2 separate regions of the Mus musculus genome follow, and region 2 is linked to region 1. Evidence: chromatin loops called from intact Hi-C (ENCODE). Cell type or tissue: left cerebral cortex. All regions are shown on one strand.

Region 1 (2,500 bases):
CATTCAAGCCAAATAAATGAGTATGGCAATCACAAACATGAGAAGGCACATCAACAGCAATCCTGGGGTGAACTCTCTGGGGTCACTCCTTTTCAGAGAGCACTCATCTTAGTTGAACAAGATGGTGGGCTGTCTCCAGGGAGCTCACTTGTCCACTGTAGTGCTTCCTGCACAGTGCCCACCACCTGAGTGACTTTTGTGCTCAGAAATATGTAGAATCCATGCTTTTAAATTGTGTGTGTGTGTGTGTGTGTGTGTACATGTACACATGTCACATATCCTCCTAGATAGTGAGTGAGGTCTAACTTACTTGTATATTCCCCAGTCCCCAAAGTGCTTTTGAGCAAAGTGTTGCTAGAGGGTTTTTTAAAAAAAATTGTTTTCACCTTTATGACTACTATATTTAGATTTGTTAATTAGAAAATGTGGATTAAAAGTAACATAAATGGAAAGGAACTTTTTATACTCTGAGTGTTGACATCCACAGTTCCAGCCTCCATATGCAATTCTACATGTAGCCATTGCTGAAGATGTGTATCTGTTGATAAATTAAAAATAATGCCAGGTATATTAATGGAAGGACCCAAAATATAGGGTCCTTTTTAAATGCAAAAGTGAGGGAAGCTTTTAGCAAATGGGACTGTAAGATCTCTGGTTCCTAAACAATGCAGATGGCTTGTTTCCTGGGTGTTCATTTGTGGAGTGTTGTCTTAGCACCTTTTGAATTGCCTTCCTATGTCTGAGGCTCTTTCTGCCTTTTGAGGGTCATAATGTAAGGCAGAAGCCAGACACATTCTGCTTTTCTGCACACCACAGGTCTTAGAGCTCCAGTCTTGAGATTTAGATTCTGAGCTGTCACGTGTGGATGGAGGTGGGACCCAGTTTGCAGCCCAGGAATGGTTGGAGTGACATCCACTTTAAGAGATAGAGGTGTTGGTCTGGAGCCCAGTTTTGGTCCTAAATGGGCACCATTGAGTGCTGGTGGGGAAATTTGGGAACAGTTCCTGGCTGCGTTGCCTCCTGGCTGTCTGTGAGGTGCTTTTGGAGTTTGCACAGGCTACTGGGGTTTCCTTAACGAGTGCCTTTTGTGGTTTAACTGGAATACACTTCTATTATTTATATAAAAAATAGATAACTAAGGTAGTTATGTGATGTTCATGGCAGACACTCTGCTCAGCAGGGGGAGCACGTGATCTTCCATGAGGCTTTGCCCATCAGCTGCATCGATTCCACACACCAGAATTAAACCAAATTGCAGCTATTTTTTGCATCAGCACAAGAAACTTCCTGTGAGATGGGAAGGGCATGAGGTCGTGCACAGAAGCCCAGGGCTCGGGGCCGCCTGACATCTCTCTGCTGCAGTGATTTTTGCTTAAGTCACTTCTGCTGGGGACTGAATTTTCTTATTTGTGAAATGAGAGAATTCTTCCAGATAAACTCTAAGGTCCCTTCTGATCTCTGGTGAGTGGTTCTGGTGTGTCTAATATTAGCTCCTGTCCAGATCTGTGCCAGCCGAAACTCTGGCTGTTAATCCCATGTGGCTATTTAAATTCAAGTTGATTATAATTCAGTGAAGTTACCACAGTATTGTGATAGAATATGGAGTAGATACTTGGTCTCTTCTGCTGCTTCCTCGCACAGAGCTCTTAAAACCTTTGTAGATACCCACACCAGGAGGATCTTTGCTCTGAGGTTTTCCTTTGAGCTCAGTCCCTACGCGGATTGGCCAAGACCTTTGAAACCCCCTGAGCACCAGGAGTAGGACTCAGCTTCCAAATCCCTTAGAATTTCCAAGTAACAGAAGTGTCTCGTTCTAATGAGGCAAAGTCTAATAGACTCACAGCTAGCCTCGGGATGGGGGACCTGTTGCCAGGGGAACCAGCCATGAGTGTAGACGGTTTGATCTTGTCACCCCCAAGCCAGGCAGGAGGAAAACTGAGGATTTAGTTGTTCATGGCCGCTGTGACACTTTCCATAAAAGACCAAAGGAAAAGGCTTTTCATGTTGAAGACGATATGACCTAGCAGTGTGAGGGGGCACCTGGAAGGTTGAGTATTCAGAAAAGGCTAGCAGTTCCCAGCCCCTCCTCCCATGATTTGTCTAAGAAGCCCTTCCCACTATCCACATAGTGAACCTGTAAACATATTTAAGGACCCCCCCCCCAACTCCCTACTTCTGTGAAACATCTTGGAAAGTGAACTGAGACTCCCACGGGTATTTTGGGATTATCCGTGTGTAGCTGGTTACTCAGAATCAATAATAAAACAGCCAATGGCTTGTGTGCAGTCTCTGAGACTGCAGAGGTGTGGGGGCTACTCTGTAGGATTGAACCCAGAACCTGAGCTGTTTGCTCCCTCCATGTGGCTAGTTTCAGAATTACTCAGTCGTAGAGAGTCAATTGCCCAGTGTTGGGGGCAGATCTGTTTCATAGCTGCTCACAGAAGGATGCTGAGTTGGCGGTTCCTCTCTTGATAGGACAAACTCAGCAGCTCAGTTGCAA
Region 2 (2,500 bases), 460 kb after region 1:
CGCCATGTTTACACTGGCAAAACCCAGCTCTTGAGTTAGGTCCCCACAGCCTCTCCAACGGAGAGAGTCGCCTGCTTCTGGAAGGAGAGGGGCCCAGAAGTCTGCTAGGGGGATCTCAGAATTGGGTAGCCTGGTGAACAGGTGTATGCAGCAACTCCCCATCTCCAGGACTGTATGTGCAAGCTGTGGGTCGGAAAGGTTTGGATAGCTCCCTTTGGATCGCTACTCTGAGGACTTTTCGCCTTCTGGGCTTCATGCTAATAAACCATAGGAAACTGCAATCTCTGAGTAAAAAGGTGTCGAAAATTATTCCCCTTCCATCAGTCATAGTAGGACTCTCTCCTCCCAGCTACAAAAACCTCGTGCTTGTGCACAGGTTTCTTGGGTAATGAATCGGCTTGTGATGGAGGACAAGATTGGGAGGGTTTAAAAGAGACAATAGATGCCAAATTTGTACCCGGGACCACTTAGTTCCCTCTGTTTCCCCGGCTGAGTCCAGAAAAACCATCGGACCTTCGTGAGCCATTTGCTCTAGCTGGTTGGCGAGGGTGCATAAGACAGCCCTGCCAAAGGGTTTCTTCTGGTCAGACTTTCCTGCTTAAGGGATGGAAGGTGGAGTTGGCAACGTCCCTGCACCCGAACAGGGCCAGGACCAGTAGCCCAGCTCTGCTGCTACCTCTGGCCTCCCTGCTCCTCAGGACTCCCGGGGAGCCTCCGCGGGGAGGCGGCCAGTGCGCATCAGGAGCGCAGTGCTTGAAGGTGGCCAGCCTGCAGCCACTTTTCGCATGACTTTTCTCACCAAATGCCAGGCTTTCCTGGAGAGGACAGCGGGAGGGCGCGGGAAAAGGCCCCAAAGGCGTAGGCTAGAGATCTCTCCTCCAGAGATGGGGCACACTAGACCCCCTCCAGCCCTGCCCACCTCCCAGGCCCGCAGGCAAGAGAAGCTGGTGAGCGGAGCTCCGGGATGCCCCCGCATCTGTTGGCACCAGGCGGGAGGCGTCTGCAATCACCGCACTCAGAAAAAAAAAAAAAAAAAAAAAAAATCAAAACCCACCTGGGCGACAGAAATCCAAAGGCAGTTCTTACCGTTGGACCGCCGCACGATGTTCTCCAGAAACGTGTTCTGCGGGGCCACTAGTCCCCGCCGGCCGCCAGCCATGGTCATCCTCCCGACTGCCGGACTCTGGGGGCGTCCGGCGCCGTGTCTCACCGCAGCAGGCGGCCGGGTGCGCAGCCCGCAAGCGTTCCTGGCTCCACGCGCCCCATGCGCTCCGCAGCCCCGGAGCGCAGGGGCGGCGGCTGGCTCCCGCTGCCGCCCTCGCTGCGCTCCGCACCTCCCCGCTGCGGCCCGCCCGGGTGTGCGCTCGAGTGCCCCGGGCTCGGTGCGCCGCGGCCGCCTCCCGTGGGCGGAGGGAGCCAGCCGGTCCAGGGCGCCCCCTACCGTGCGCGCATCCCTCGGGGACACAGCCGTAACCAAGAGCCACGGGGTGAGGCTGGAACCGGAGCGGCACCCTCTGGGTGCAGCGGGAAGTGTTATCCAGAGTGTGCCTGGGGTGTGCAGAGCACGGTGAGCAGCTTTATTGGTAAAGTCACATACACACACACACCCGAAAAGGTCACAAGAAGACTCTTTCTTTACGCGGTGTCAGATCGGAGTCAGAACCTTCAGGCTCTGCAAACAGCATGAGCTGCATGTCTATCCAGCTTCCCCAGAATTAACCAACCAAGTGTCTAAGGGCAACAACTTACAGAGTGACTGCCAGATTCAGCTCCCAGGAGCCGTTTTGGTTTGTCTTTACCATCAATGTGCCTGCAGCCTCCTCAGTTGATAAATGGCTTTCACCTGTTTGGCGTCTTCTCTTACAGAGCAATCATTTTACCAAAAAAGAAAAACAACAAAACATGAGTTGGCACATCGGGGTTTCCAGCTACAGTACAATCTCTTAAGATTTGTGTGTAAGGTGAAAAAAACAAAAAAAAAAACAAAAAACGGGAACTGGCTGTCCAGCATCAAAGAGGAGGGCTACTTCTGAAAGCTTCCCAAAGTAAAAGTACATCAGATTTTAATTAAACAGCCATAGCTGTGGCTTGGAGAAGCATCCACAAGGCACAGGTGAAGCAGGTGCGGCTTCACAGCAGGTAGAAATGACTTGGACCTCTTGTTCACTGAAGGAAGAGGGGGTGTTCCAACTGCACATAATGTGTACCTGTCGTTGTGCTGTGCGTGTGGCGGGGGACTGAGACAATGCCCACAGAAGGATGCATTGCTACTTGACTGGTTAGTTTCCAACTGGACAAAGATTCAAAATAAAATGCAAAGATAAACCCGCCGCTGAAGCCCGTGACGCCGGGGCTCACCTCCGGAAACACCTTAATGGTTCGCAAAGACACACTGTCTCAATTTTTTAATCTCAGAAGCAGAGCCAATTCCTTCCAGGCATTCTCTGAGTGGTCGAGCACTGCGGAGAATAGACGGGGGGGGGGGGGGGGGGATCCTGAC

What was found. A loop is a pair of places that touch in the nucleus more often than their neighbours do. Peaks named below come from ENCODE experiments on the same cell type or tissue, not always from the same donor. Only the 100,000 strongest peaks of a DNase experiment are listed, where the experiment ranks them.
Region 2: a loop joins it to region 1, with 3 times the contacts of the local background. A loop is called at or near these places in 3 of 42 quality-filtered maps.

Annotation. Positions count from the first base shown.
Region 1 is chr1:192,650,875-192,653,374 of GRCm38, reverse strand. The region is part of intron 9 of Hhat (hedgehog acyltransferase); the gene reads left to right. Among named protein-coding and RNA genes, the nearest start is that of Gm22265, 93 kb to the left of the region's middle. In left cerebral cortex, a CTCF peak has its summit at 1,174 (motif pointing right); DNase peaks (open chromatin) are centred at 1,260 and 1,442.
Region 2 is chr1:192,189,673-192,192,172 of GRCm38, reverse strand. It overlaps Kcnh1 (potassium voltage-gated channel, subfamily H (eag-related), member 1), which reads right to left and starts at 1,396. Exons shown (of 11, transcript NM_001038607.2): 1 at 1,087-1,396. The coding sequence starts at 1,165. In left cerebral cortex, a CTCF peak has its summit at 1,493; DNase peaks (open chromatin) are centred at 127, 683, 921 and 1,461; H3K4me3 peaks cover 1,797 bases; H3K27ac peaks cover 1,353 bases.